2 separate regions of the Homo sapiens genome follow, and region 1 is linked to region 2. Evidence: chromatin loops called from intact Hi-C (ENCODE). Cell type or tissue: PC-9. All regions are shown on one strand. Each heading gives the region's core, and the rest is flanking DNA. Links, peaks and the distances in the headings are about the cores only. Region 1 overlaps TNFAIP2 (TNF alpha induced protein 2). Region 2 holds the start of LOC124903391.

Region 1 (16,311 bases), core at 4,686-12,685, 62 kb after region 2:
TCTCCTGATCTCGTGATCCGCCCACCTTGGCCTCCCAAAGTGCTGGGATTACAGGCGTGAGCCACCGTGCCCGGCCACCCTGTTTGTTTATTTTTTTGACAATCTGATGGGACCAAAAAACTAATGTTTTATGATTTTTAAACAACTTTATTGAGATATAACTGACATGCAATAAACTGCACATATGTAAAGTATGTGTTTAATTAATTTGCACATGTGTATATACTTGCGAAAGTATCACAACAATCAGCATAATGAGCATATCCACCACCACCAAAGGATTCACCATGCGCCTGGGTGACCCATCCCTCTCATCCTTCCCTGCTCCCCCACCTCCAGCTACCATCTGATCTTAGTTGAATAGTTAATATTTATAATGGCGGCCGCCAGGCCATCTCACTCACGGCTTTGGGGGCATCATTTTGCACAGCCCCTGTGGAGGGTGATTTGGGCTCATGGATCAGGCTGACAAATGCAGGAACCTGTCAGCCAGCCATTCCCCTTCCAAGAATGTATCTTATTCATTCTCTAACAGCTATGCAAAGTGGCCGGGTGCAGTGGCTCACTCCTGTAATCCCAGCACTTTGGGAGGCCAAGGCAGGCGGATCACTTAAGGCCAGGAGTTCGTTCGAGACCAGCCTGGCCAACATGGTGAAACCCGGTCTCTACTAAAAATACAAAAATTAGCCGGGCATGGTGGCAGGTGCCTGTAGTCCGAGCTACTCAAGAGGCTGAGGCAGGAGAATCACTTGAACCCAGAGGGCGGAGGTTGCAGTGAGCTGAGATTGCACCATTGCACTCCAGCCTAGGCTACAGAGCGAGACTCCAACTCAAAACAAACAAACAAAAAACAAAACAAACAAACAAACAAAAACACAAAACTCACACACAGAAAAAACCCATAAACTGACTTCAGTCCCGGGCTAAGTCATTTCAATTGTAGTAGCAAAATACTGGAAACTCCCTAAATGCCCAGGAGCAGACACCAGGGAAAGGATTGCAGTGCACCCAAACAATGGAGTACTGTCAGCTGCTTTCAAAAACAAAAAAAAGAGAGACAGAAAGAAAAACAGGAATTGCTCCAAGATGCCATGTGGAGACGAAGCCCATGGGCAGAGCGGGGTGCCAGCATGCTTTGTCCCTGTGTAGGATCCGCCAGAGCCGTGACCTGGCCTCGTCTGTCTCTCCCTTTCCAACCCCTATCCCAGGCGAAGGAGAACTCACCTGACTGGCAGATGGGTGAAGGTATTAAGCCCATTTCTCTGTGCTTTAACTTGTTACATTTATTCAGTGTTTCTCCTTCTTATGTCTCCAAGGGGGGAAGCACTGCTGCCCACATCTGCGTTAAATCATCTGTCTGTCGCTGGTGGTGCTCACATAGCCGAGGGCTGCAGATGACAGCCACATTCTTCACAGTGGCTTTTTCAGGAATGACGATTATATTTGATCTTCGCCTGCCTGCCTCTCTCAGGTTGTGCCTCGGTAGGTCATTTGTTGGCACCCCTAACAAACAATTGATTGCATACCAGCAGTTTATACGCATCTTATACGTGCCATTAGACAGGGTACATGTGTCTTATGCAGACGTGACACAGTGCATATATGAATGTATAATCCCCCAAATGACAGGATTGTTCACCCAGAAAATCAGAGACTAAACCAAAAGCCTCTTAGAACAAATATCACAATCTGGAAAGGTCACTGATTATAATACAAATATGAAAAACTCAGTAGGTTTACATTTTACACTGAGGACCTAGTTAGATAATTTTTAGGGGGAAAGGGTCTGATTCACAATATTGCCTAAAACTATGAAAAACCTGGTAATATGTTTTAAAAGAATTGTTCAAGACCTACATAGTAACAACTCAATACAGAACATTCAAAACTAAAACTCAAGAAGGACCAGAGACACGGGTAGAGGCGAAAGGGGCTGCCTGGGGTGGTGGTGGCAGGGGGCGCAGGATGGACATTGTAATATAAGTTCTAGAGCTGTTATTTGATTTTTGAAACTATGTTGATGTACTACTCTGGCAAAAACGTAAATCAAAAATTTAAAATTCACAGAAAAAAACAAATTTGTGAGAAGTGACAATTTGAAACCTTGGAATTAATTTTTTTTTTTTTTTGAGATGGAGTCTTACCTGTCACCCAGGCTAGAGCGCAATGGCGCAATCTCGGCTCACTGCAACCTCTGCCTCCCAGGTTCAAACGATTCTCCTGCCTCAGCCTCCCGAATGGCTGGGATTACAGGCACTCGCCACCACACCCAGCTAATTTTTGTATTTTTAGTAGAGATGGGTTTCACCAGGTTGGCCAGGCTGGTCTCAAACTCCTGACCTCGTGATCCACCCGCCTCAGCCTCGCCAAGTGCTGGGATTACAGGCGTGCCCAGCCGGAATTAATTTTTTTAAAATAAGCTATCAAATGCCTTCTGTAAAGTTTGTTCTAGGTTACAGTCCCACCAACGGTGAATTCGTGTGTTAAATTTCAGCACTGCACTTGCACAGCCTTGGAGTGAGGGTCTCCTTAGCAGTAACATATAGGCCTGGCATGGTGGCTCATACCTGTAATCCCAGTGCTTTGGGAGGCCGAAACAGGAGGATTGTTTGAGGCCAGGAGTTTGAGACCAGCCAGGGCCATATGGCAAGACCCCATTTCTACAATAATTTTTTTAATTAGCTGGACAATGAGGCACAGGCCTGTAGCCCTAGCTACAGGCGGGAGGGAGCTTTGAGGAGGGAGGATTGTTGAGCCCAGGAGTCCGCAGTTACAGTGAACTATGATTGCATCACTGCACTCCAGCCTGGGAAACAGAGTGAGACTGTCTCAAAAAAAAGAAAAAAGAAAAAAAAATAGTAAGGCATCTTGGGCACAGAATGTAGTGCAGGCTCAGCTCTGGCATCATCCTGACATCCTTCCATTTTGTGCCCTGGTACCTCACTAGCTTCCCTCTCATCCTGGCCTTGACTGCATCTCTGGGCAATTGCAGAGATTAATGCCACCACTAAAGGCTTGAAAGAAGCAGAGATGTGGCTATCTATTACATTCCCATGCCGTAGAACCCACCAGCTCAACCCATGCAAATGCTGGACAAACCTTGGAGAATGACTGTGACCTGTAATAAACGTGATCAGGTGGTTGACTGCACTCGCGGCTGCTGTCCCAGACGTAGCACTTTTACTGGTGCAAATCCACCTGGCCCCTGGCACTTGGTATGCAGCTATTGGCCTAGCTAATGTCTTATTTTCCATACTAATTTGCAAAAACAATTTGCTTTTACCTGTCAGGGCCAACAGTACACCTTCGTGTCTTAACTACATGAATCCTGGCTTCTGCTATAATATAGTCCACAGGTATCTTTGTTATCTTTTTTTTTTTACAGTCCAGAGGTCTTTTATTTTATTAACACCTATTATGCCATGAATTCACAGGGAATAGGTTCCAGCAGCTCGGGCTCCTTCCTGTTGGTTCTCACAAAGTGTGCATCTTTGGGTGGAGCAGCCTGGAGCTTAGTTGAACCCAGGTACCTTTCTCTTTTTTTTGTTTTTTTTTTTTTTTTTTTTTTGAGATGGAGTTTCACTCTTGTTGCCCAGGCTGGAGTGCAATGGCGTGATCTCAGCTCACTGCAACCTCCGCCTCCCAGGTTCAAGTGATTCTCCTGCCTCAGCCTCCCAAGTAGATGGGATTACAGGTGCGTGCCATCATGCCTGGCTAATTTTTTGTATTTTTAGTAGAGACGAGTTTTCACCATGTTGGTCAGGCTGGTCTCGAACTCCTGACCTCAGATGATCCACCCGCCTCAGCCTCCCAAAGTGCTGGGATTACAGGCGTGAGCCACAGTGCCCGGCCCAGGTACCTTTCTCTGTGGCCTCTTTCTTTTTCTGATCATTTTCCTTCACGCGTCTCAGGAAGCTGTCTCGGCTCTTAGAGTGCTTCATGTGCTCAATACGCACATTAGTTCTCTTGGCAGGAATCTTGCCCTTAGCTTGTTTGTCTACAGCAATGCCAACAGCATGCTGGGGAACATCGTAGACTCTTCCAGCTTTGCCATGGTGACACTTGTGCGGCTTCCTTTTTGAACAGTTCCCATTCCCTTGATGTCTACAGTATCACCTTTCTTATACATTCGCATGTACGTGGCCAAAGGAAAAATTCCATGTTTTCCACAAGGCCTGGAGAACATACATCGGGTGCCTCTCCTCTTTCCCTTTGTGTTCGTCATTTTGGCGAATTACTGGAAAACGGCGGTTCCGGCTGAAAGGGCTTTGTTATCTTTTATTTTTGTATTTAAGTAAGCTTTATTGTTTGTATCTTATACTTCAAAAAAAGCTCAGATAAATATTTAATTTGTATGAGTCACCTGGGGATTGTACAATTGCAGACTCTGATCTAGTAGGTCTGAGGAAGGCATTCTTTTTACTGATTGATTGATTGATTGATTGATTGATTGAGACAGGGTCTCACTCTGCCACCCAGGCTGGAGTGCAGTGGCACCATCTCAGCTCACTGCAGCCTCCACTTCCCAGGCTCAAGTGATCCTCCCATTTCAGCCTCCCAAGTAGCTGGGACTACAGGTACACACCACCATGCTGGCTAATTTTTTGTAGAGATGAGATCTCACTGTGTTTCCCAGGCTGGTCTCGAACTCCTGGACTTAACCAACCTGCCTGCCTTGGTCTAACAAGGTGCTGAGATTACAGGTGTGAGCCACTGCACCCAGCTGAGGCAGGCATTCTGACTTTCTAAAACCTTTCCCGGCAGTACCCATGCTGCTAGTATCTTAACCATTCTTACAGTATCAAGATCCTAACACACTGCTTTCTAAAATGTAGTCAAACAACATGAAAATCCTTTATTTTAATCCATGCTTCAGTTCCTTTTTTCCTTTATACTTTGTATTTATTTATTAAATTGTGGTGAAACATACATAACATAAAACTCACGATTTTCACCATTTTTAGGTCTACACTTCAGTGGCATTCAGCACACTCACATTGTCGTGCAACCATCATCACCATCCATCTTCAGAATTCCTTTCACCTTGCAAAACTGGAGCTCTGCACCCATCATACAATAAATCCCCATTGTCCCCAACCCTTGGCAACCCCCATTCTACTTTCCATCTCTATGAATTGATCTTTATTTATTTATTTAGAGACGGAGTCTCATTCTATCACCCAGGCTGGAGTGCAGTGGCGGGATCTTGGCTCACTACAGCCTCCGCCTCCTGGGTTCAAGCGATTCTCCTGTCTCAGCCTCCCAAGTAGCTGGGATTACAGGCGTGGGCCACCATACCTGGCTAATTTTTGTATTTTAGTAGAGACAGGGTTTCACCATGTTGGCCAGGCTGTTCTCGAACTCCTGATCTCAAGTGATCTGCCCGCCTTGGCCTCCCAAAGTGCTGGGATTACAGGCGTGAGCCACTGCGCCTGGCCAAATTGATCTTTATTATTTAACATTCCACACACCACTACACTGGCCCCCTGCATTGGTGATATAAAGCTGATTGGATCTGATAAGAAATAGCACATCCTCTAGAAGCTTTAATAAAACATATGTCAGCTAGAAGATGGGGGATAAATCCCCCCAAATTTGAGACCTGTGATTTCTAAGCTTCTTGGGGGTTATTTGGGCTGGAGAATTTTGAAATATTCACTCTAAGGTGAAGGCAAGTTGCTACACCTCCCACTACCTACTATGAAGAAAGAGGCAAATGCTTGGAAGGGCTTTTGGGGGTCTCACTATGTTGCCCAGGTTGATCTCAAACTTCTGGCCTCAACCAATCCTTGTGCCTAAGCCTCCCAAAGTGTTGGGATTACAGGTGTCAGCCACCAGGCTGGCCCAACACATTTTAGTGTGTTACCATGACCCATCTCCCGAGTGCCCCATAAGGCAGCCAGTTTCCATAAGAGGCTGAGCAAGAGGAGGTTCTGCAGGCCTGGGCTGCTCTATGCGTACAAGCCTCTGTGCCGCCCAGCCCTGTGAGCCACTGCTGCTCAACATATCCATGACAAGCGCCAATGGGAAAATTGCAGTCCGGACCTCTAGAATTGTGGAGCAATTCTGTGCTCTCTTCTGTAGATAACTAGTTTCCTTCTGAGAAACTGCTTCTCGCTTTCTACTGGGATTCGAGTCTGAACGCCCACCCCTGTGTCATTAGGTGATCATTCAGCCTAGTTCCCATTAGGGGCCGGGCATGGTTGGACCCACCCAGCCACCAGGCGTGGGATCTGCAGCGGTGGCCTCTCAGTCCATGTACGCAGTAGAGGCAAGCTGGGGTGGGTCCAGACGGCATGGGAACTTCACAGGGAAGGCAGGTGGCCCAGACTCCCTCAGCACCTACCCCTGCTGCCCTGTCTCCCTTCCCCATCCATGCCTCCAGCCTCCCCGGGTACTCCTCACACCCAGTTGGCTGAGGAAGAAACTCGAGCCTGGTGACAGAGGGCTCGGCATGCTATGCCAGTTCCCACAAAAGTAGACATGAGTACTACAGCTCCACCGGCCGAGCCCCGGTAGCGAAGGAACCCTCCCTAGGCGCACAGTTTGAGCCATTCACTCGGCTGTCCACTACATGCAGACAGAGAGATGCCCAGAGGTACAAATCCGTGCCCACTTAGAAACAGCTGCTAACAGTTTGGTTGGATGTTCGGGGACCTGGAAGAAAAGGATTGGAAGTTTGGTAACAAGGATGTCTGAGGAAGAAGTATGCGGTCAGCCTCTCGAGATGGACACAGACTACAGGAACATTTGCGCATCATATAAATGCTCAGCAAAGGGTGTCCCCTTCAGAAGAGGCTGAATCAGGTAAAAGAAGGAAGTTCTGTGAAGTCATCAGCCAGACCCTGTGTGTTTCCTAGGAATGCTGCAACAAAGTGCCGCAAGCTGCGGGTGCTTAGGCCCTAAAAACGTGCCATCTCCCAGTTCTGGAAGTTAGAAGTCTGGGGTCAAGGTGTCAGCAGAATTGCCTCCTTCTGAGGAAGTGAGGGAGACTCCATCCCAGCCCGTCTCCCAGCTGTGGGAGTTTTCTGTCAATCTCTGGCCTTTCTTGGCTTGTAGAAGTGTTACTGGAAAGGGGCCCCAATGCAGACCCCAAGAGAGCGTTCTCAGATCTCACACGAGACAGAATTAGAGGCAATTCCACAGTGCAAAGTGAAAGCAAGTTTGTTTTATTCTATGTATTTTATCTTTTGAGATGGGGTCTCACTCTGTCACCCAGGCTGGAGTGCAGTGGCGTGATCTTGGCTCAATGCAACCTCCACCTCCCAGGCTCAGGTGATCCTCCCACCTCCGCTGAAACTACAGGTGCACACCACCATGCTTGGCTAATTTTTTAAATTTTTCACAGAGACAGGGTTTCACCATGTTGCCCAGGCTGGTCTCAAACTCCTGGACTCACGCGATCTGCCCGCCTCGACCTTCCAAAGTGCTGGGACTACAGGTGTGAGCCACCACACCTAGCTGCAGGTTTATTAAGAGAGTAAAGGAATGAAAGAATAGCTACTCCTGGATGGGCATGGTGGCTCATGCCTGTAATCCCAGCATGTTGGGAGGCTAAGGCAGGAGGACTGCTTGAGCCCAGGAGTTTGAGACTACCCTGGACAACATAGTAAGACCCTGTCTCTATAAAATATATATATATATTTTGGCCAGGCCCAGTGGCTCACGCCTGTTTTATATTTATATATATATATATAAAACATAAAATATAAAATATATATTTTATATTTATATATATAAAACATAAAATATAAAATATATATATTTTATATTTATATATATAAAACATAAAATATAAAATATATATTATATATATATATATTTTTGACAAGGACCAGTGGCTCACGCCTGTAATCCCAACACTTTGGGAAACCAAGGCAGACAGATCACCTGAGGTCAGGAGTTCAAGACCAGCCTGGTCAACATGGTGAAACCCCATCTCTACTAAAAATACAAAAATTAGCCGGGTGTGGTGGTGTGTGCCTGTAATCCCAGCTACTCGGGAGGCGGAGGCACAAGAATTGCTTGAACCTGGGAGGCAAAGGTTGCAGTGAGTCAGGATTGTGCCACTGCACTCAAGCCTGAGCAACAGAGTGAGACTCTGTCTTAAAATATATATATATATAATTTGTATCCTGTAAATATATATATACAAATATGTGGCTGACTGCCACGGTTACTACTTGAGATCATCCCCACAACAATTACTACTTTTACTACTTGAGACCGTCATTACAAGACTGAACGAAGAGACAAACGTAGAAATGAAAACTGAAGACAAAAGAAACTGTTTGAAAGGAACTGTCCAGGGAAGGATGAAGAGAGCTCCCTGCTTCTAGTGGACAAAGGCAGCCCCTGAGCTTCCATAGCCCTTCATATTTATTGGGTAGCAAGAGCAGGGAGGAGGAGGTAATGACTGGTCGGCTGCTAATTGATAACAGGTTCATGTTATTACTAACAGGCTTCAGATGTACCTAATCTCAAGAAACACTGCGTTTGGGGAGTGACTGCCCTCAGCATCCCTTCTGGGTGGCAGACACAGTTTGTCAGTTTGCCAACATTCCGCATTTATGAGAAACAGTTTGCTGTTTACTCATAGAGCCTCCAGTGGTATACTGAACTGATCACCACCCTCATTCTTTCGGCCTGTAACACAAATATATATACAAAAGATACATACATATATATATTATCCTGTAAAATAGAGCCCCCAAAATATATACATATATTTTTTAAGAAAAAAAAAAAAAAGAATGACTATAGACAGAGAAGGGCATTCCTTAAAGTAAAAGGAGGACCAAGCCCAGCCTAAGTACAATGCCTGTTTAAGATACGAAAATCATAGGAGATGTGCTTTACTACAAGGGTTTGTGATAGAGGATTAATCTTTGTAATTACCATCTTTCACAAGAATCGATATTATCTTTAAAACAAAACGTCTTAAACTAGGAATGCTTGCGTTCTCAAGATATTGGGACATCAGGACATTCCAGGTCTGTTAGTAAACATTATTAATCTGCTCCCTCAACCGTAAACTCTTGCGACTAACAATGCCTAAGTTCCTGGGAATGTAGCCCAGCAGGCCCCAGCCTCATTTTTCCCAGCCCCTATTCAAGATGGAGTCACTCTGGTTCGAATGCCTCTGACAGGAGCAGCACCCTGATCTGTCTCCATCCTCACACTGCATTCTCCCTGTGTCTGTCTCCAAATTTCCCCTTTTTAGGACACCAGTCGTATTGGATTAGAGCCACCCAATGACCTCATTCTAACTTGATTACCTCTGTGAACACTCTAGCTCCAAGTAGGGCCACATTGGGAGTTACGATTTTAAGATGAATTTGGGGGGACACAATTCCCTAGCCACACCAGCGCTTTTTCAATGAACCCACAAACAATGTATTTATGGTGACCAAGATGGAGGCTACGCATGGGCCCAGCAACACGGGCTCATCTCTCCAGGCTGGTCTGACTAATCTCACTGCTGGCAGCCCCCTCTCACAACCCCAGAGAGCAGCACTGAGTGCCTGATGGCACCTTCCCCCACAGAGAGCAGCCAGCATCTGGTAGCAGGTGGGTCCTGGTCTCTTCCATCATGGAGGGGACACAGACTCACCTTCCTGGAAGGGACACACTTTGCCTCCCTTACCCAGAGTGTTTCTGCAGCACTGCTGCTTGTAGCCTCACGTGATGCCTTTCACCATCATGGCTTCCATGCAGGGCTGCTTCTGACCAAGGAACCCATTTCACCACCAAGGAAATGCCACAGTGGCTCGTGGCCGTGGAATTCACTGATCTTACTGCTTATTCTATCACCCAGAAGGAGCTAGCCTCAGCAAAAGACTGAGTGGCAATACCCAGGAAAGATGGACTCTATTTTACAGGATTCCATATACGCTTTGAATCAGGGGCCACCACATGGTTCTACTTCCCTTATAGCCAAAATGCATGGCTCCAGAAACCAAGCTGTCACAGGTAGTGACTAACTAGGACCAGTGGCGCATGCAATAAAGGAATTTACCAAGAGAGTTGTAGGTAAAGACAGGCAGGCTTATTAGAGAACACAGGAAAATACATTGCAAGAAAGCAATGGGCAGATCAGCAAAAGGGGAGCTGACTACAAGGAGACAAAGACTTGTGGGGGATTTTATAGGATGGTGCTTGTGCTGGAGAGGGCCACGCGCAGTGCTGATAATGCCCAGGTTGCAGCGAGCTAACTGACACTTGTCTATCGGCTGAGGATCTGGCGATAAGATGGGCACAGGAAGATTGTGAGTTATTTGCTTAGGAGGGCTCTGTGTGTCCTGGGCCATGTAGAAAGGCAGGCTTATAGCTTATCTGTTTTTTGTTTGTTTGTTTTGCTTTCCCTGCTCCCCCCAGCCTGACTCCTCTTCCCCGATTAGAACTCCATGCAACCAGTTGATATGAGGGGGATCCACTTACTATTACCCCCAATAACAACCAGCTGGCAGGATTTTTGCTTCCTGTCGCAGCAACTTTGAGCTCTGCTAATGTGAAGGTCTTAGTCCCGGAGAGGAACATCCTTCAACCAGGAGACACAGCAATGGTTTCATTAAATTGAAAGATGATGCCGCCACCTGGCCATCTGGGGCTCATTCTGTCATGACACCAAAAGACCTAAAAAATGATTGCTCTCTTGACTGCAGTGATAGGTTCTGATTCTCCTGGGAGACCAGGCAGCTGCTACTATGTCTGGAAATCAGGGCATTCATTCTCTGCGGCACTTCTGACTATTTCCATGGCCAATAGAAAAGGTTCATGGAAAACTACCCCAGCCATAGAAAGGCAGGAAAATTGAGGACTCAGAACCTTCTGAAATGAAAGTTTTAGTTGTTTCATCAAGTAAAGATCACCAACTAGCTGAGGTCCCGGCTGAGGGAGGGGAAAATCCAGGATGAGTGATGGGAGAAGGAACCATGGACTTCAAGCCTCGGCTCCCAACTGTCACGGAAGCAAGGAGTGTAGTAGTTTTGCTTAGTTTCCTTTGCTTGTTTTCACGTGTTTGTTTCCACATGCCAACCATTTTCCTGTTTTCTCTCGCTGGCATCTGTATTGTACACACAATTTTTTGGAGGTTAGTGTTACCATTCAGTCTTCAGGTAACAAGATATTCAGTGGACTGTGGTTGAATTTGTGGTGTAATTAACAGAGCCAACAGTGGCTACAGTAACCATTGGCACCTTGTCCTCACTGTCTCCTCATTTTGGAGACAGCGTGAGTGCATCTTCACTTGTGGGAAGGATACATGTATTGCATTTACTGGAATTTTTAGAAAAGGTTAAACGTGTGTAAAAGGGTGCATATGGAAAGCAACTGCCTGCTATCCATCTACTGCCTCTGACCCAAGCCCATCTTTCACTGCCCTACTTGGGGATTCTGGAACTTTTCCCTCTCTCCTGCTGGCACGGTGCTGTGCACTGTCAGTAGAGGGCGCTGGAGAGACAAACAAGGAGGGAGGGGGGTTTCTTTTCACTTGTTTATTGGCTGCTCACCTGCACAGCCTCCCAGGACGGCTTCCCCCGCCTTGCATAAGTAGCTTTGCAGCAAGTTCTGAGGCACAGCACCTGGCTGTGCATGGCTTACCTGGCATCTCAGGAGGCTGCGGGGTCTCACTGCAGGGATGGTGGGGGCATGCATGGGGGGCATGCATGGGGGGCTGAGGGGCTGCAAGGCAGCACAGGGTCAGAGGATGGGAGTTCTGGGGGCGACCAGGGACTGCTGGGTATAGCAGCAGTCAGTATGGGTATCGCCCATCGGTATGACTTCTCCCTGGCAAGCCCCTCCCACGGCTCAGCTATCATCCTCCATAGTGATCGCCTGACAAAACCAGAGTCTTGGTTAAACTCAGCCCTGTGATTACAGTCTGCACCTCAGCGCTGAACTTGGCTTCACGCCAAGTCACAGGTTGCTGATGAACCCACTTCAAAGAGGCGCTGGACATGGCTGGTTGAGCCTACCCCTGAGACACTAAAGTATTTTCCTCCTCTCTCCTCCCATCTCCAGCAACACCACTTTCATTTTCTCAGTTAAATGTTCAGTTATAAAATGCTAATAATATAACACATTCACATGCCTCATAATGAAAATTTACAAGCTATACGGCCAAATACCTCCTTCCTAACTTCTGTCCCCATCCAACCCTGTTCACCTCTCTCTCTCTCTCTCTCTCTCTCTCTCAGACACACACACACACACCACAAACTCTGCTCTGCACTGTGCTTTTTTCCACTTAACGTTATGTGTCCTGAATGTCAACATGAGAACAGAGAGAACTTCCTCATTCTTTTTCACCGCCACATAGTACTCCATTGTTTGGGTGCACTGCAGTGATTTCCCTGGTGTCTGCCGATGGGCATTTAGGGAGTTTCCAGTATGTTGCTACTGTAACTGAAGTGACTAGTCTGGCACTCAAGTTGCTTTGCATAGCTGGTAGAGCATGGATAAGGTACATTCCTGGAAGGAGAATGGCTGCCTCACAGGTTCCTGCATTTGTCAGCCTGACCCGGAAGCCCAAATCACCCTCCACAGGGGCTGTGCAAAATGATGCCCCCAAAGCAGTGAGCGAGAGAGAGGGCCTGGCGGCCGGCAGCCTCGCACACAAAGTGTTGTCACTCACCGGGGTATTGGTCACTCTAATGAACCACATGCCCATTCTGCAGACATCTCAAACTTTAAAAAAAAAAAAGATTAATAGAAGATTTATTTAGCAAAAATACATATAGCCATTATTGCAAGACTTAAATGAGATGTTAAATGTTCAACCCAATTTTCTTTCCTGGATAAGTTTTTCTTTCATATCCCTGTCAGTTTTGAAAACATAATACCAGAAGAAGGGGGGCCCAATTCCACAGAGAGCTCCCAAGAGTGAGTTTCTGGGAGTGAGTCTGAAGTTGAGATAAACCTTTGCTGATCTTGCTTACGTTCAATGCATCTGGGCAGCGTCTTTGATGAGCCCTGGCGGTTAGGCTGGTGGCACTGAAGCAGGCCTCCAGGGTCTCCTGTTTAAGCAGGATTTTAAGGCCAACCCTGCGGCTTGCGCCTGCTGGGTTTCTGGAGATGTGTCATATTCGGCTGGGTTGAGGGTCCAGGGCAGAGTGGCCAGGCATGAGAGAAAATACTTTGGGTCAACACCTGTGAAAAGAAGGAAAAAATAAAAATAAAAAAAACACCAGAAGAATACTTTGGGAACAACATCGTGGTGACACAGGGCACAACTGCGAGTGCGGAGGGACCTCTCCCCCTGAACTTGACCAAGCGCTTCCTCAGCCCTTTCTCCCCTCCCAGGCCCTCCCTGTCCCTGGAAGCAGCCTGGTTCCCTCCCGGTCTCTTAGAAGCCCCTGGGCTGCTCTTTCCCTCAGCCCACCGAGAGCTCGCTCCATCTCACTGCACGAGGGGGCCCTCGCTGCCGCCCTCATCTCTCCCCTGGGGACCCCAGCGCCCCCGAAGGGCAGAGGGGTCTTTCCAAGCCATAAATCCCATGAGTTGAAACTCGCGTCTCCAGCCCCTTCCAGCCCCGCTCCCCAGCTGGAAGGAGCCCACTTACCGGCCCCCTCCTTCCTCCTGCGGAGTCTCCTGTCCAGGATCCCTTTTCCCCAGTCCTGCCGTCTTTCTTTGCCTGAAACCTGGAATTCCTCCCCGTTCCCGCCCGCCGGCCTCCGCAACCTCCTCCCTCCCCCGCAGCGCCCAGCCCGGGTCTGCTCCAGGCACCTCCTCAAGACCGGGCCTCCAGCGACTGTCCCTTTGAGCCGCCCTTTCACCCGCAGGCACCCCCGGCCCGTCCCCGCGCCTGCACTCAAGCTGCTTGTTTGCTTGCTCCTGGCTCCTGCAGGGAGCGTCAGCCCCCGGGCTGCTTCCCACTGCTGGAGGCCGGGGGCGCCCGGTGTTCCGCGGGGGCTGCGGCCTCCCCGCTCCACCCCTGCTCACAGGAGCCTGGGCAGCCCGGGGCCCGTCCTTGCACAAAGGCACCAGGCCTGGCCCAGGCCCCGCTCCGCCCGCCCTGTCCCCGCGCTGGGGGACTCGCTCCCCTCCGCCGGGCAGATCCTCCTCTCCGGGGGATTTTCCTGGAGAAGTTACTGGTGCAGATCCAACAGCTGGCGGGACAGTGACCCGGAAGGCCCCCGCCCCGAAAAGCAGGAACAGCAGGAACCTCCAAGGCGCCGCCCGCACCCTCTTCCTCCTCGCCTGGGGCCTCGCGCCCGGAGCCCGCCCCTCTGCCAGGGGTGGACGCAGCCCGGGGAGGGGGGTCCACCTGGCCCCAGGTCCCGCCGCGCTCCGACGACTCGGCCCGCCCTGGCCGCCGCGAGGCTGGGGGTCACTTTGGGACCTAAGTCCGCCCCCGTGGGAGAATGTGTGCCAGGGCCCACTGACAGCTTCCATCGGGGCTCAGGCGCCATCTCTCCCCACGTTTGCCCAGGGTCAGGGGGCCATGCAGGGGAGAGTCGCGCTGCCCCCACTTCCCCCTGACCCTGTGCTCCGAGGAGAGGAACGGGAACTCGCCCGCCCAAGGCCCACGCTCCCCACGTGGCTCAACCAGGCCAGGACCTCGCAGCCACATGGACCGGCGGGTCCAGGAGCCGGGCAGAGGGTCTCCGTGCCAAGCCGCACTGCCCCTGGCCCTCGTCTCCCTCCTTTCTCTCACTGCACGGTGGCCTCATGCCATCCGCTTTGGCCCCAAGAATGGAACTCAGGAGAAAGGGCCTGCCCTCCCCCACCCCCAGCTCCGGGCTGTCCCAGGCCCTGCTGAAGCCCACACCCCTCTTCAGGTGCACACGGCTCCCCTTGGGGCCCTCCCCGGCCTCTGTGCAACGTTCATCAAGGTACCCTTCTTCCCTTCCAGGGACTCTGCTCCTTCCCAAATTCCAGGCCAGATTGGCTGCGGAGAGGCCCACCCTTCCGTGGCAGCTGAGCCCGTCTCTGAATACAAACCAGACCTCCTGTGTCCACAGCTGTAGCTTTCAGGTCAATGCCAGCATGGTAAGAGTCAGTTCCCACTCTGTGTCCCGTGCATGCGGTTGAAATGGCTGCCCCGTGTCCACCCCACCCTCTTCCTCAGTAAAGGACGGTGGAGGAAGCCCCAAAGGGTCACAGTCCCCTTTTTACAGATGAGGAAACTGAGGCACGGAAGGGTGAAGTGACTGTCCATGCCCTACAGGCAGACACTTCCAAAGCTCCTGCTCACAGTGAGGGGATGGTGGGCCATCTCCTGCCTGGACCACATGAGGTGCTCTGGGGGCTGGGACAGGCTGGGGATTGACACAGAACCTAGGTAGGTTTGCCCGGACCCCTAGAGGCTCAGAAAGCTGCTAAGGCTGCCTGGCTGGGCCCCCCATCATTGTGCAGCTCCCAAAATAAATCACTCCACAGCCACTTTTGAATTCTGTTTTATATCAAGCTATAAAAACCTGGATCCTGTTCAACATACATACAAAAGCAGTACTCTAAAAAATAATTATTATTATATTAACAATATCAAACACGCTAACTCCTACACACGTACAAAGACCTTGGGCATCCTTTATACCGGCCACTTCCTGGCCACAGCTTTGTAAGGCAGTACCTGGGAAAAGGGGACGGACCCAAGAGAGCCGGCCCCAAATCCTGACTCAGCACTGCAGAGGCATCAGCCGGGCTGAGTCATGCCTGAGTCCGAAGGGCCCCCTCTCAGGCTGAGAAGGAACTTTCAGGCCCAGGGAGGAGCAGAGCCTTAGGGGGAGCACATGCCGAGCAGGAAAACGAGCTCACATTTTCCTGGGGTAGAGCGAGGTGCCCGGCAGGGCAGGGGATGAACGGAGGGTGCGGTGGGCAGAATAACGGCCTCCCAAAGATGTCCACGTGACAGTCCCCAGAGCCTGTGACTATGTTAGGTTACACAGCCAGTGGGAACTAAAGTTGCAGATGGAACTAAGGTGGCTAATCAGCTGACCTGAAAATAGAAAGACGACCTGGGTTCTCTGGGTAGGCGCAATGTGATCATAAGCGTCCTTAAAAGCGGTAGAGCAGGCCGGGTACAGTGACTCATGCCTATAATCCCAGCACTTTAGGAGGCTAAGGCTACAAGATCCCTTGAGCCCAGGAGTTCCAGACAAGCCTAGGCAACAGAATGAGACCCTGTATCCACAAAAAATATGTAGCTGGGCGTGGGGGATTGTCTCAGGGGACTGAGACAAGAGGATCACTTGAACCAGGAGGTCCAGGCTGCAGTGAGCCTTGATGCCATGACCAGGCCACTGCACTCCAGCCTGGGCAACACAGCAAGACCCTGTCTCAAAAAAAAAAAAAAAAAAGTGGTGGAGG
Region 2 (16,311 bases), core at 5,656-13,655:
AGGCCCAGAACCGACTCCTCCAACCCTTCCGGTAGCTTTGTAAGTCCCGGTTACATCTGGTAAATCGGCCCTGCTTAAATTCCCTGCAGGGGTTCTGCCTCCTGCACCCCGACTGCCACAGCATTGGCTTCCAGAAAGAAGCGGCCTCAGCACCAGGCAGCAGGCTGGGGCCGGGCCAGCACCTGCAGCTACAGACCTCCAGGTTGAACAAGATCAATTCACCGCTCATCACAGGGAGGGAGAGCACCCACCACAGGGAGCCACAGGGTGTCTCAGTAAAAAGGTGTTAGAAAGGGCTTAGATTTGGTCAAAATGACAGTGAGATATCATCTCACCCCAGTTAAAATGGCTTCTATTCAAAAGACAGGCAATAACGAATGCTGGCGAGGATGGGGAGAAAAGGGAATCCTCGTACACCGTGGGTGGGAACGTAAATTAGTACAGCCACTATGGAGAACAGTTCGGAGGTTCCCCAAAAAACTAAAAATGGAGCTACCATATGATACAGCAGTCCCACGGCTGGGTATATACCCAAAAGCAAGGAGTCAGTGTATCAAAGAGATGTCTGCACGCCCACGTTTACTGCAGCACTGTTCACAATAGCCAAGATTTGGAGGCAACCTAAGCGTCCATCAGCAGATGAATGGATCAAGAAAATGTGGTGCATGTACACAATGGAGCACGATTCAGGCACAGAAAAGAATGAGATCCTGTCATTTGCAACAACATGAGGGAACCGCAGGCACCTTGGGGGGCCCACAAACAAAGGATAAATGCTGAGGTGACGGGCACCCTACTTACCTGATATTATTATACAGTGTATGCCCGTATCAAAAGATCCCATATGCCCCATAAATACATACACCTACTATGTACCCACAAAAATTAAAAAAATAAAGGGCTTCGCTTTGGGCTTGCATGAAGTGAAGGAAGCTCGAGGAAACAGGGATTGCACTGGATTAGATGCTTAGGAAGCAGGAGGTTACATGATTGACTATCATAATATATCTTTTTTTATTTTTATTTTTTTGAGACGGAGTTTCACTCTTGTCGCCCAGGCTGGAGTGCAATGGTGTGATCTCAGCTCACTGCAACCTCTGCCCCCTGGGTTCAAGAGATTCTCCTGCCTCAGCCTCCTGAGTAGCTGGGATTACAGGCATGCACCACCACATCTGGCTAATTTTTGTATTTTTAGTAGAAATGGCGGGGTATCACCACATTGGCCAGGCTGGTCTCAAACTCCTGACCTCAGACGATCTGCCCGTCTCGGCCTCCCAAAGTGCTGGGATTACAAGTGTGAGCCACTGCACCCGGCCTATCATAATAAATCTTATCTGGAAGGAAGGCAGACTAGAGAGAAGCTGAAGTTGTCATTGGTAAAGAAGCAGTCATCACTCCTGTTGGCCAAGGTTCGATGATTTGACGTGGTTTGGACAGTGTTGGTATTTCCATCTATGTTTCGACATGACTGCAGAATGCTCTTATTTTATCTTCATCCGTCATAGTCACAGAGTGGCCATGTCTGATGTTGACGTTCTGTGAAATTATTTATGTTCAGCAGGAGAACACCGTGGCCTAAATGTAGATGCCAGGCCAGCTCCCAGATGTCAGCGGCAGCAAGAAGCTATCTCTGCAGGCTGGGAGGCTGGTGAGCCCTGCACTGCCACAGGAAAACATGTGACCAAACTCTTGTCTTCAGCGGCTTTGACGGTAGACCATGTAGCGAATGCAGTTGTCAAAATGCACTGATAGACAGCGTCTCCCCCTCCCCACTCTGCACTGTCTCCTCTCCTACAACCCAAACTGATGTCCACACAGGGAGGTCTTTATGACCAGTTGATTGAGGGGGGAAAATCTCATCCTGGCTTAGAGATGGTCCAGAAGTAGGTGGCTACAGCACTCCAGTCCCACTCAGGGTGGCCCTAAAGAAGAGTGGTGGCCAGGTGCAGTGGCGCATGCCTGTAATCCCAGCACTTTGTGAGGCCGAGGCAGGCAGATCACCTGAGGTCAGGAGTTCGAAACCAGCCTGGCCAACAAGGTGAAACCCCGTCTCTACTAAAAATACAAAAATTAGCTAGGCATAGTGGCATGTGCCTATAGTCCCAACTACTCGGGAGGCTGAGGCAGGAGAATCACTTGAACCCGGGAGGCAGAGGTTGCAGTGAGCTGAGACTGCACCACTGTACTCCAGCCTGGGCAACAGAGCGAGACTCTGTCTCAAAAAAAAAAAAAAAAAAAAAAAGAACAGTGGTAAAGGAGAGTCCTCTCAGTTGTCATGTCATTACTTCATGTGCCGCATTTGTTTGTTATACTTTGCCTGGACTGGAAGATGGCCAGAAGTATGGCTCTATACTGGCTTATGGACTAGTATAGAGGCTAATGGTTTGGCTAGATCATCAGAGACTTGGAAGAAATCAGGTTGGGAGATTGGTATTGAGGTGGTCTGGGAAAGGACGGACCTCTCTGGATAGGCAGACTTTGAGGGTACCTTGTCACATGTGAATGCTCATCCAAAAGCATCTTCTAGAGGGGGCTGTCAATAATCAGGTGGGCAAGACAGTCTTTTCTGTGCATTGCAGTCAGCCTCTTTCCCCAGCCATCAGAATGGTTGCTCAATGGGCCTGTGTACAGAGTGACCAAGGAGGCAGGGAAGAGGCTGTGCATGGCCTCAGCATGGACTTTGCCTCACAAGTCCGACCTGGTTATCTTCACTGTTGAATATTTAACCAATAACAGAGACCCTGATATATGGCATCATTTCCTGGGAGAATAATTAGCCACTTGGTGGAAACTTGATTACATTAGATCCCTTCCATCACGGAAGGAAAAGCAATTTGTCCTCACTGGAATTTATTCTGGATATAGATTTGCTGTCTCTACGTGTAATGCTTTTGCCAGCACCACCATCCACAGAATTATAGAATGCCCTGTGGACCTTCATCATATCCCATAAAACATTTCTTTGATCAAGGAATTGATTTCATTGCAAAAGAGGTGAAGCATTAGGCTCATGGCCATGGAATTCAATGATCCTGCTTTTTGTTCAATCACCCAAGAGCAGCTGGCCTGATAGAATGGTTGGATGGGCTACCAAAGACTTATCTTAGCACCAGTTGGGAGATACCACCCTGAATGGATAGGCCCCCATCTTACGGTTTTGATATAATCTTTATTCAGTGATTAATATATGGTGGTGTTTTTCCCACAGCCAGAATATAGGAGTTTGGGAGTTAAGGGGTGATAGAGGGGAATTGGTTTGTTTCACTATTATACTTAGTGACTCAGTACGTTGTTTGAGGCACCTCCTGGTACTCCCATTCCAACAGTAAAAGGTTATCACAAACAACGCCAACAAAAAAATGGCAGAACCCTACTGAAAGTTCAGATCTTTCATGAATGAACATTTGGGTCATACTACTAGATGAAGAACCCCAACCAACCAGGGCCTGGCTGAGGGCAAAGAAAACATGGAATGAAAGAAGAAAAATCTAAAAATCAAATACTAGCAAACAATTCAACGGCCCATTCAAAGGATCATACATCATGACCAAGTGGGATTATTCCTGAAATGCAAGAATGGTTCGACATAAGAAAATCAACCAATATAATGCCCCACATTACCTGAATGAAGGGAAAAGAAACATGATCATCTCAATTGATGCAGAAAAATGCATTTGAAAAAAAATCATACCCTTTCATGATAAAAACATTTAACAAGATAGGACTAGAATGCAACTACCTCAACATAATGGAGTCCATATACGAAAAGTCCATAGTTAACAATCATACTCAATGGTGAAAGACAAAGTTTTTCTTCTAAGCTTAGGATCAGGACAAAGATCCTCAGTCATTCTTGCCACTTGTGTTCAACATATATTGAAAATAATAACCACAGCAATTAGTCAAGAAAAAGAAATAAAAAGTGTCCACATCAGAAAGGAAGGAGTAAAATTATCTCTGTTCACAGATGACATGATCTTATATGTACAAAACCCTAAAGACGCTACCAAAAAATCCTGTTAGAACTAATAAATCCAGAAAAGTTGCAGAATACAAAAATCAACACACAAAAATCAGATTTTTTTTTTTTTTGAGATGGAGTCTCGCTCTGTCACCCAGGCTGGAGTGCAGTGGGGCAATCTCAGCTCACTGCAACCTCTGTCTCCTGGGTTCAAGCAATTCTCCTGCCTCAGCCTCTGGAGTAGCTGGGATTACAGGCGTCCACCACCACACCTGGCTAATTTTTGTATTTTTAGTAGAGATGGGGTTTCACCATGTTGGCCAGCCTGGTCTCAAACTCCTGACCTCAGGTGATCCACCCACCTCGGCCTCCCAAAGTGCTGGGATTACAGGCGTGAGCCACCGTGCCCAGCTGATCAGTTGCATTTCTATACACTAACAATGAACAACCTGAAAAGGAAATTAAGAAAACAATTCTATTTACAATAGCATTGAATATAATAAAATACCTAAGAATAAACTTAACCAAGAGGCAAAAGACTTGTACACTGGAAATTATGAAACATTGCTGAAAGAAACTAAGGAAGACACAAATAAATGAAAGACATCTCATGTTCATGGATTGAAATGCTTAATATTGTTAAGATGTCAATACTACCCAAAGCAATCTACAGATTCAAGGCAATTCTTATCAAAGAGCCCAATGGCAGTTTTTGCAGAAATAGAAAATCCATCCTAGAATTCATATGGACTCTCAAGGGACCTCGAGTAGCCAAAGTAACCTTGAAAAAGAACAATGTGGCCGGGTGCGGTGGCTCACACCTGTAATCCCAGCACTTTGGGAGGCTGAAGCGGGCGGATCACCTGAAGTCAGGAGTTCAAGACCAGCCTGGCCAACATGGCGAAACCCCATCTGTACTAAAAAATACAAAAATTAGCTGGGCGTGGTGGCGGATGCCTGTAATCCCAGCTACTCGGGAGACCGAGGCAGGGAGAATTGCTTGAACCCGGGAGGCAGAGGTTGCAGTGAGCCGAGCTCGTGCCATTGCACTCCAGCCTGGACGACAGAGCCAGGCTCCATCTCAAAAAAAAAAAAAAAGATTAAGATGGTAAGTTTTATGTTATGTGTGCTTATACTACACAATTTAATAATCAACTATGGGCCGGGCACGGTGGCTCACGCCTGTAATTCCAGCACTTTGGGAGGCTGAGGAGGGTGGAACACCAGGTCAGGAGATCGAGACCATCCTGGCTAACACAGTGAAACCCTGTCTCTACTAAAAATACAAAAAAATTAGCCGGGCATGGTGGTGGGCGCCTGTAGTCCCAGCTACTGGGGAGGCTGAGGCAGGAGAATGGCGTGAACCTGGGAGGCGGAGCTTGCAGTGAGCTGAGATGGTGCCACTGCACTCCAGCCTGGGTGACAGAACGAGATTCCGTCTCAAAAAAAAAAAAAAAAAAAAAAATCAACTATGGGCCGGGTGTGGTGGCTCATGCCTGTAATCCCAGCACTTTGGGAGGTCAAGGTAGGTAGATCACTTGAGGTCAGGAGGAGTTCAAGACCAGCCTGGCCAACATGGCAAAACCCCGTCTCTACTAAAAATACAAAAATTAGCCAGGCATGGTGACGCACGCCTGTAATCCCAGCTACTTGGGAGGCTGAGGCACCAGAATCGCTTGAACCCTGGAGGTGGAGATTGCAGGGAGTCGAGATCGCACCCTTCCAGCCTGGGTGACACAGCGAGACTCTGTCTCAAAAATAAATAAATAAATAAGTGATAAAAATCAACCATGGCCTCATGATCAGTTTCAGAGACAAGGACTGTAGCAGCCATGAGCAGTTTCTTCCTTGTTATGTGGATGTGTACACATAGAAACTATCTTCTTTCTCTCCTTTTCCCCCGTTATTTTATAGACGGGTTGTTAATGTGGTTCACAAAATTTTCAAAGCTGGCAAAAGGAGCATACATTTCACAGAAAAGGAAAACACATGTAATTTTAAACCCTCCCCATGAGTTCTCAGTATCAGCAGCAATCTGAATAATACAAATAGAAACCAAATACATTGGTCAGAAGTCTGTGGATAACTGGGAGAGGCAGAAGACTCACCCGTACTGTGGGTCATTAATGTCGCAGCCTCCTTGACTTTCATTCCTGGCCTGGCGTTCCTTGGTGGTGCTGAGCAGACAGAGCCCACAGCCAGGAGGAGAGAACAGCGGAGGGCTTGAGGTTTGCCCACCCGCAAGCTCACAAGTCAGCCTGCCCCTGCTCCACAGGTCCATCGGCTGTGAATGGGGCCTCCAGGTCCCCGAGCGCTCTGACAGGTGGTTGTATTCGATGCTGGCAAGTTCACTTTGGAGTTCTTGCAGCCTTCCTTGCCTCTGGAGGGACTGAGACAATGTGTGTGTGACATACAAAGTCTAGAAATTTGACACACAGGAAAAGCAGGACAATCCAGCATGTAGGGCTTTAATTTCATGTGTGCCTGTGTGCGTCCATGCTCACTCAGAAAGCAAGGTCACAGGAGCTGGCCATGTGGCTCTGGCCATCCCTGACATTGACTAGTCAGCCAGAAACCCACTGCACTCTAAGCTGAAAACTTGAATCTGAGTGGGAGTGTCTGAGTTCCTCCAGGGAATCTAAGGGCAGAAACGGCTATTTGGGAATGTTTTCTTGGATCGAGGCCTGATATCCAGAAGGACTGGGATCCAAGGACACAAAACCTCTCCAGAGGCCCTCCTCAGCACAAGCAGGTGGAGAGTCAGAAGGGCAGGACTGTTGGGGTGGGGGCTAAGGGAATTCCCAGCTTGCAGTCATGGGGGCCCAGCTCTCTGCTGTCGTGGTGGTGGGAACAGGAGGCTGTTTCTTCTCCCTGGGCTTTCTCTGCACAGCCCAATCCAGACAGTGAACAAACTTGTGTTTCTCCTCTGCTCCAGCAGGAGGAGGGGGCAGCTCTGGACAACGACAGCTGAGACCAGGAAGATGCTCCCCACCCATCACTGGCCCCTCCCCACATTTGATATGCCCCCTTAGAGAGATGAATAAGGGCTTTGCCAGGAGGGACCCCAGAAGACAGAGGTCAGGAGGGGAGTGAGTCAGCCGGGTTTCCAGCTTCAAAAGTAAGCATCCCAACCCCCAACCTGTCCTAGGAGGGAGAGGAAGAGATAAAACCCAGGGTACAGTCCCCGCCTAGCCCTCTTCGGAGGTGAACTTGCCATTAGGTTCTAAAATGTATTTTTTTCATGTTAAGGTAAAACTTGTTTTTCTAGTAAAACATCACATACAATATAAATAGAAATGACCAGAGCCTTCTCTAACCATCACTATATAAATAACATTCCGTTAACAAAATCAACTAGTTCAGATCACAGGCATAGTTGTGAGCTTTCTTCTTTATTTTTTTTAAGAAGGATGTTCAGATGGTTAAGTTGGGTTCCTAAATTTGAAAAATATGTTGCAGCTGGGGAGGTAAAATCATTAACTTGTGCAAATGACAAACAACTCATATCAAAGATACATTTTAAAAAGCATAAAACGATACTGTTAAACCAATTCGAGAAAAATTTGTTATTATGTGAAAAGTGTATGATCCAAAAGCATTCTCACATGCTTTACTTCTACGTCAGCACCTGAGTTACTGTTAAGCTATGCAGATATGCAGACAAAATATCTTTATCTGGCAAACAACAAGAAAGACACTGACTGCTGAAGCACTCTTGCAAACAACGCACCGGGAGATCGTGGTGCTTTTCCCCTCAGTTACTAACTTGTTTCCTGAAAAATAAGAAGCAAAGAGGCAGACTATGAAAACTTCAGGAATTATAGAATATTAAAAACTATAAGCTTCAGGGCCGGACAAGGTGGCTCACGCCTGTAATCCCAGCACTTTAGGAGGCTGAGGCGGGCGGATCACGAGGTCAGGAGTTTGAGACCAGCCTGACCAACATGATGAAACCCCAGCTGTACTTAAAATACAAAAATCAGCTGCGTCTGGTAGCAGGCGCCTGTAATCCCAGCTACTCGGGAGGCTGAGGCAGGAGAATCGCTTGAACCCGGGAGGCAGAGGTTGCAGTGAGCCGACACTGCGCCACTGCACTCCAGCCTGGGCGACAGAGTGAGACTCTGTCTCAATAAATAAATAAATAAATAAATAGGCACTGGGTAGAAATACTGAGCTCTGGAAATCAGGAAAAGGGATGGACATATTGAAAACCAACTGTGGCAAATTAGCCAATGAACCTTTCCGACAGCCTCGTGTGCTGGGCATTGGCGGGGAGGCACCTCGGGCGGGATCAGGGCCTCCGTCTCGCGCACCGCCAGCGTGAACACCTGGTCCATCCTCCGCTGGATCTTGGCCGTGACCCCCGGGAACGGGCAGGGCCCCTCGCGGGCCCGCGCCATCAGCACCTGGCGCTCGGAGTCCCGGTCGGCCTGGGTGCCCACCAGCACCAGCAGGACGGCCCCGGGTTCCCACAGCCCGCGCAGGCGCTCGCGCAGCGGCCTCACGGCCGGGAACGAGGCCTCGCTGCACACGCCCCGGAGCACCGCGAAGCCGTCGCCGTGGCGGATGTCCAGGTCCTGGAGCGTGACCAGGTGCTCGGCGTCCGCCGCGTCCACGATTTCCAGCAGCGCGGGCGCCGCGTTTGCCTCGATCTCCTCGCGGAGCCGCTCCTCCGCCCACGCCGCGCACTGCTCGGGGAGCGGCCGCACGCGAACTGCGTGTCCAGCGTGGTCCTGCCCACGTCACGCTCCCCAGCAGCACACCCCGGCAGCCCTGGCGGGGCGCGGGACCAGCCCGCAGTGTCCGGGACGCGGCGGGGAGGGGAGGAGAGGGAGGAAGGGGAGGGGAAGGAGGAAGGGGAAGGGGCCTGGGAGCGCAGGGAACGGCGTACCAGGACTGTCCGGGCAGGGGCAGGGAGGGGAGAGGAGGGAGGGGATGGGGGAGGGCAAGAGAGGAGAAAAGAGGAGGAGGGGAGGGGAGGAGAGACGAGGGGTCAGGGCGTGGCGGGGCTGGCGAGTCCTGTGGCGCGGGGGAGGGGCGGGCGTCTCCTGGACTTGCTTCCACCCGGCTTAATCCCGCCCGGGGCGGCTCCAACTCCACTGTCGCGCTGTTCTCGGACCAAACTGAGAGTGGGGCGGCTATTTCTCGGGGCCCAATGACGAGATGCAGATGAACTGAGGAGGAAGAGCGTTTTTATTTTCTGCAACTGGTTACAGGGAGAAAGGCCTGGAAATGATCACCGGACCAACTCAAAATTACAGTTTTCCAGAACTTACATACCTTCTAAGCGGTATGTCTACGTGTAAGTGTGCATGCATCTGAAGACATTAGTGATGAACTTACGGTCATCTGTGAGTCCTGAAGACCTTCCTCTGGAGCCTCAATAAGGTTACTGAATCTAAATGGGTCCAGATGCTGGGGGGATTACCTTTATCTTGTCTCCTGCTAAATCAGGAGGTTTGGGGAGTGCCTTCAGACCCTCAATAAACTTGTTTCTGGAGGCGTGGGGAGCTTCTTCAGACCCACAAAAAAACTCGTTTAACCCTAAAAGGGTCCTGATAAGAATTAATTTGTTATTTTGTCCTGCTTTAAGGCCCAGGGAAGGCCTAGGCAAAACTCTCGGTGGGCTCTTTGTTACTTTCCAGCCTTTGTATAAGGGCACTGGCTCTATCAGCTTTTAATGTTTAATCTAGCTACTCAGTCAGTGCTGGGACAGTTGTAATGGAGGCCTGCGTTAGTGAGACCTGGCCTGCCACACTGCCACCGAGACAGGGATCCCGGGAGTCTAGGCCTGGCACGCTCCAAGTCCCTTACCTCCTGCACTCCTCTTGTCTGGGCCCTGCCTTTGCTCCTGGGGGTCCTGGTGCCGGGTCAGCCCCGCCAGCTCCTGGTCCCAGGCCTGGCTCAAGGGTGGCCCAGGGAACTGCCAGGCCTGCTTGGCCTGTCACCCATACTGGGCCTGACCACCAGCTGGGTCCCTAGATCAGGCTGTGGCTCTGCTCCCCCTTCCAAAGGGAGCCCTTTCTGTCTTTGGACCAGAAGGTAACCTGATCTCTTCTTGGCCAACCTGAGAAATGCTGGAATTTCTCCATTTCAGATCCAGCCTCCAGGCCTTGCTCAAGGTCAGGCTTGGCTGGGTTGCTGGGGCCTCTCCAGGCAGGGAGGCCCCCAGGCTCAAGGGCAGGTGAAGGGGACACCTGCCAGGGAACTTCAGACTGAGGTCCTAAGTGACGGGTACTCCCCTCCCTGTCCCCCTGGAGTCGCTCATACCCAGGCCTTCACTCTAGCTCCCTCCAGCCCCCGGGGCACTTTATAAAATGTAAATCACCCATCCCTCCTCCACTTAAGCCCTCTCTACTTGATAAAGTCATGACTTCACACCATGGCCTAAGAGCAGAGTGATGACAAAACTCACCATCCAAACCTGGTCACCTTCGGAAGTGAGAGAGTGCCCATTCACGTGACAGTGGGCATGAACCTGGGAAGCCGGGCAAAGCCAGCTTGGGGCCACCCTACTTAAAAAGAAGGTCCTCAGGTTCTGGCCTCCCCACCCCCTTCCTCCCATGGGCCTTCATCTTTCTCACTTCACAGATTTTTTTTTTTTTTTTTTTTTGGACAGGGCCTTGCTGTGTCACCCAGGCTGGAGTGCAGTGGTGTGATCATAGCTCACTGTGAGGCAGGAAATTAAGGAAAGAAAGAATAATAAAATTTTAAAAAGAGAAAAATAAGCTTTCTATATTAGGCTGACTCATCCCAAAGGCAGTAACAGACAAAGCCCAGACCCAGACGAAGTCTTGATAACATCATCAAAGAAGCAGAGGCTCAAAGGAGTGTGCTCTGGAGACTCTCCCAGCACTCCCTCAACATAAGGATAAGAAAAAGTTCCCCCTCGAACCCCAACCCCCTCCATGTGATTGTACCTTGCTCTGCAAGTTTTATGAATTTATAGATTCTTGTTTTCTGTAACTAGAAACTTCAAGTATTCTGTTTTATCTAAGCAGCACAGTGAAGGTTATACAACATGCCTGAGCAGGCCTGGGCTGCGGCCTTCTGGGCCCCATAGCGAAGGTTATGAGATAAGCCTGTGCAAGGCTCTTTTAAGCAAGCCTAGATAACAGCCATCTGGACTGCATAGCAAGAATTACATGTAACCCTGGGTTATGCACCTGTCACAATTTGATTAACTGCCTATGTTCTGTCTCTGTATCCTTGCTTTCATGCCACTGTAAGCTTGTTTCAAACTAGCCCACTCCCGTTCAAAGGTGTGTATATGAGTCAAGTGCTGTCTTTGTTCTGGGCCCAGTTTTTGGATGTTAATCCACTGGGTCTGAGTGCACTCAATAAAATTCTCATGTCCCACCTACCTGTCTCTCCAGTCTCCTGATTCCCACAACAACCGCAGCCTGTAGCTGGGACTACAGCTACATTCTTTAAATTTTGTAGAGATGGGGTCTTGCTATGTTGCTCATGCTGGTCTCCTACTTCTAGCCTCAAGTGATACTCCCACCTCAGCCTTCCAAAGTGCTGTGATTACAGGCGTGAGCCACCATGCTGGGGCACTTCACCCAGCCTTCTTGCTAGTTCTTGATTTCAAGGGTGAAGGGGCAGGTTGTGGGACAGTGGGGGCTGGGCCACAAGTTCTGGGGTTGTCTTCCAGAGTGAACTCTGCCACCCTCTGCCTGGTGCTGAATCAGATGCCTCAGGACTTCAGGGGACCTCCCTGCCTGAGCTGAGAGTGGGGCTGTCACACTTTCCCTCTCCCTGTGCATGGGGTATCACTGAACTTTCCTCAGTCCAACACAACTCTCAAGGGGCAGGGCCCCAATACTAGCTGAGCTTGAACTTCCTGCCTCCCCAAAGAGTGGTGCTTGTGGCTGTTGCAGAATGTACTTTTCTATAAATAATGCATAGAACATCCTCAATATGGAATCTCGATTATACTGTCAGCTGAAGGATGATGAAGAAAGGACAGCCTTATTTCTCATAAAGTGTTGCATCCTGCAGGGTGGCAATCCAATAGGCTGGGAAGCACAGCCTCCAGGTGGAAGCCAGAAACAAACACTTCGAGGGAGGGGCAAAGGGAACAGAAATATATGCTGAGCTGGGTGACTGAATATACATATTGAATAAGCTACAGGAGGAGCTGTGAATATTCACGAAAGGAGAAACATGCACATGCCAAGTTGAGCTTCATGTCCCTTCATAAGTCTGTTGCATGTACAAAAAATGGCAGTGTTGGCCTGATCTGAGAGTGGAGTTTTCAGCTACCTGATGACAAAAGACGAAGCAGAGGACACAATAACCCTCCCTGCGCATCCTTTGTAGACTGGCCACAAGCACTCTGAGGTTGGTGGTCTCTTATCAGGAAGGAATGCTGATCGGTTGTTTTGTCAGAACTGTGAAAGGGAGGGCCAGTGTCAGGGCCGGTTGGAACCACAGTGGTTTTTGTTCAGCCCTCAGGGAAGAAACCCTCAAGGCAGTTAGAGAGGGAGAGGGCAGAACCAGGCGTGTCTGACCTCCCATCCTGTCATGGCCTGGCACTCAAGGTTTCTCTGGGGTCCCCTTGACCAGGATGGGGAGGTCTGTTCAGTTGCTTGGGGCTTAGGATATCATTTTTATTTCTCAGTATATTGGACATAACAGACAACTTGATTTCTAAAAAGAGAAATAAGATTTATTTCTCAGACTGCAAGGTAACAAAACTAGAAATCAATATTTATTTATTTATTTAGAGACAGAGTCTCACTGTGTCACCCAGGCTGGAGTGCAGTGGCACAATCTTGGCTCACTGCAACCTCTGCCTCCTGAGTTCAAGCGATTCTCCTGCCTCAGCCTCTTGAATAACTGGGATTATAGGCATGTGCCACCACACTGGCTAAATTTTGTATTTTTAGTAGAGACAGGGTTTCACCATGTTGGCCAGACTGGTCTCGAACTCCTGAGCTCAAGTGATATACTCGCTTCAGCCTCCCAAAGTGCTGGGATTACAGGCATGAGCCACTGTGCCTGGCCCAATTTTTTAAATGATACAAAAAGTAGCTGGATGCAGTGGCACATACCTGTAGTCCCAGCTACTTGGGAGGCTGAGGTGGTGATATAGGAGTTAAGAACAAATCACTTAGGCAGATAGGGTATGGGAGTCCCCCATTAGGCTTTTCTTTTTAATGAAAAGCAGCCCCAAATCATTTTCTAAAAAAGAGCAGCCCATAAAGTTGAGCTCCAGACATGGACAGGCAAGCTGGGAGCTTGCACGGGTGAATGCAGGCAGGAACTAGGGGATAGACATGTTCAAGATGGCAGCTCCATCTTCCCTTGCCTGCCAGCCATGTGTACAGTAAGGAACAGACAAGATGGCATCGGCAAAGGGGAAAGTTCATTTGCATAATAAGATTAGGGTGGGGCGACCAGCCTTTCCCAAAGGCTGTGTAAATGTCCCACCTGATCAGACCAATCTGTGAGCCATATGTAAATCAGACACCACCTCCTCAAACTGGACTATAAAATCTGGCGCATCTGCCATCAGCTGGTCTTTCTGCTTGGAAGACCCCTCTCTCTCAATAGAGCTGCTTTTCTTTCTCTTTTCTGCCTGTTAAACCTCGTTCCTAAACTCCTTGGGTGTGTCCATGTCCTAAATTTTCCTGGCATGAGACAACGAACCCTGGGTTTATACCCCAGCTGCTTCAGTGGGAGGATTCCTTGTTCCCTGGAGGTCAAGGATGCAGTGAGCGGAGATTGCACCACTGCACTCCCGCCTGGGCAACAAGAGTGAGACTCCATCTCAAAAAAAGAAGAAAACGAAAAATTAGCTGAGCATAGTAGCCTGTGACTGTAGTCCCAACTACTCACTTGGGAGGCTGAGGTAGGAGAGTCACCTGAGCCCGGTAGATGGAGGTTGAAGTGAACTGAGATGGCACTACTGCACTCCAGCCTGGGCCACAGAGTGAGACTCTGTCTCAAAAACAAAAATACATAAAAAGTAAAAATAAATAATTAAAACACCTATTGATAGGTGTCATGCTGTGATACCATAAGAAATCTATACTTGAGGCTTAATCCACCCAGGGGTCCTTGCTCAGGAGGGGTCTCAGAGCTGGCGTTTTGGGAGGCCCAGGTACACTGAGCCTGCCCACTGTGAAGACCACTCAGAGCACATTTTTCCAAGACGTCAGCATTCCCAGCAGTCACCAGATGAGGGATGTTCCCAGGAACATCCACATCATCTGACTTTCCCCTGCACTGGCCACGTTTCCAAGCTTCCCTCCTCCGTAGTCCTGTAGAGTACAAACAGCCCCATGTGGGCGGTAGCCTGCTCTCCTCCTGCAAACTTCGGCATCTTTTAGGCCTCATTCCCCTCCCCACAGCCCCCAGGTGGCCTGAATCCCACCTTCCTCTCCAAGAATTGATAGCTTCTACCTTCTCCACCACCCATGTGCCCTCCCAGCACAATAGGGGACACCCTGCAGAAAGCCATGGTAGTGATATATGGTTAAAAAGAAATTATTTAGGCAAATAGTAAGGATAAAGAAGTTCTCAGTAAGGTTTTCCTTTTAATGAAAAGAAGCCCCCAAATCATTTTCTTTTGTAACAAGGGGCAGCCTGTAAAATCGAGCTGCAGACATAGACAAGCAAGCTGGAAGCTTGCACGGGTGAATGCCAGCAGTTGTGCCGATAGGAAAAGGCTACCTGGAACTAGGCATGATCAAAATGTTGGCTGTATCTTCCCTTCTCTTTGCCAGCCAGGTGTACAGTAAGAAGCAGGCAAGATGGTGTTGGCCAAGTGGAAAGCCCATTTGCATAATAAGATTAGGGTGGGGAGACCAGCCTTCCCCACATGCTATGTAAATGTCACACCTGGTTGAACCAATCTGTGGGCCCTTCGTGAATCATACACTGCTCCTCAAGCTGGACTATAAAATCTGCTGCTGTCCCTGCAGGCCAGCTTTTCCCTTTTGGAGCCCCCTCTCTCTTGCAAGAGAGAGAGAGAGCTGCTCTCCTTTCTCTTTCTTTTGCCGATTAAACCTCTGCTCCTAAGCTCACTCCTCATGTATGTCCATGTCCTTAATCTTCTTGGCGTGAGACAATGAACCCTGGGTATTTACTCCAGACAGCGATGCCACTTCATCAGGGGGATAGTGGGGAGGGGGGATTTCCTGAAGATTGAGCTGGAAGGTTTTACAGAAGAATTAGGTGGGGTGGGGGAGCAGTAAACTTCCTGAGCCACCGAAGTCAGGGGTTTCTCTTCAGTCAAGTTTTTTCTCTTTTTAATATATAACTATAATATATAAAAATAACTAGTTGACCCTCTATATCCATGGGTTCCACATTTGTGGATTCAACCAATCAAGGATGGAAAATATTTGAAAAACCTCTAGCCTGGCCAACATAGCAACTCCATCTATACAAATAATTTAAAAATTAGCTGGGTGTGGTGGCGCATGTCTGTAGTCCCAGCTACTCAGGAGGCTGACACGGGAGGATTGCTTGAGTCCAAGTGTTCCAGGCTACAGTAAGCTGTGATCACACCACTGCACTTCAGCCTGGGCCACAGAGAGACACCCTGTCTCCAAAAAAAAAAGAAAAGAAAAGATAAAGTACGTAGAAAAAAATTGTGCTGAACATGTACAGAGATTTTTTTCCTTGTCATTATTCCCTAAACAATATAACAAGTATTTCCATAGCATTTACAATGTATTAGGTACCATAAGTAATCTAGAGGTTATTTAAAGTGTACAGGAGGGGCTGGGCGTGGTGGCTCACGCCTGTAATCCCAGCACTTTGGGAGGCTGAGGTGGGTGGATCACTTGAGGTCAGGAGTTCGAGACCAGCCTGGCCAACATGGTGAAACCCTGTCTCTACTAAAAATACAAAAATTAGCCAGGCCTGGTGGTGCATGCCTGTAATCCTAGCTACTCGGGAGGCTGAAGTAGCTTGAAGAGTCGCTTGAACCCAGGAGGCGGAGGCTGCAGTGAGCCGAGATTGCGCCACTGCACTCCAGCCTGGGTAACAGAGTGAGACTCTGTGTCGAAAAATAAAATAAAGCATACAGGAGGATGTATATAGGTTATATGCAAATATTGAAACCGCCTTTGCAAAATTATGACTGAGCCAATGAAAGAGGTCCAACTTAAAGGACTCCATCTTGCCTCCAACCTCCAAGCTATCCTTATTCATTCCTGGGTGTAGGCTGAACTAACTTTGGGAGAAACTTAGTTCATAGTTTATAGTTTAAAACAAAGATAACAGCCTCCCAGGCTCAAGTGAGTCTCGTGCCTCAGGCTCCCAAGTAGCTGGGATTACAGGCATGCACCACTGTGCCCAGCTAAGTTTTTTTTTTTGTATTTTTAGTAGAG

What was found. A loop is a pair of places that touch in the nucleus more often than their neighbours do. Peaks named below come from ENCODE experiments on the same cell type or tissue, not always from the same donor. Only the 100,000 strongest peaks of a DNase experiment are listed, where the experiment ranks them.
Region 1: it touches region 2 in a loop (6-fold over the local background); 2 of 110 quality-filtered maps call a loop at or near these places.

The regions. Positions count from the first base shown.
Region 1 is chr14:103,136,511-103,152,821 of GRCh38, reverse strand. It overlaps TNFAIP2 (TNF alpha induced protein 2), which reads right to left. Exons shown (of 12, transcript NM_006291.4): 12 at 15,383-16,311. It also overlaps the pseudogene NDUFB4P11 and the pseudogene RPL21P12. Among named protein-coding and RNA genes, the nearest start is that of TNFAIP2, 21 kb to the right of the region's middle. RefSeq lists enhancers at 12,376-12,425, 12,456-12,505. In PC-9, for the core only: CTCF peaks have their summits at 11,247, 11,447 (motif pointing right), 12,450 and 12,682; DNase peaks (open chromatin) are centred at 8,541, 9,021, 11,491, 11,891 and 2 weaker places; H3K4me3 peaks cover 308 bases; H3K27ac peaks cover 3,513 bases.
Region 2 is chr14:103,199,900-103,216,210 of GRCh38, reverse strand. It overlaps LOC124903391, which reads left to right and starts at 7,341. Exons shown (of 2, transcript XM_047432044.1): 1 at 7,341-9,263. The coding sequence starts at 8,194. The coding sequence ends at 9,120. In PC-9, for the core only: CTCF peaks have their summits at 6,828 and 7,033; DNase peaks (open chromatin) are centred at 7,630, 8,220, 9,040, 10,040 and 1 weaker place; H3K4me3 peaks cover 4,614 bases; H3K27ac peaks cover 4,337 bases.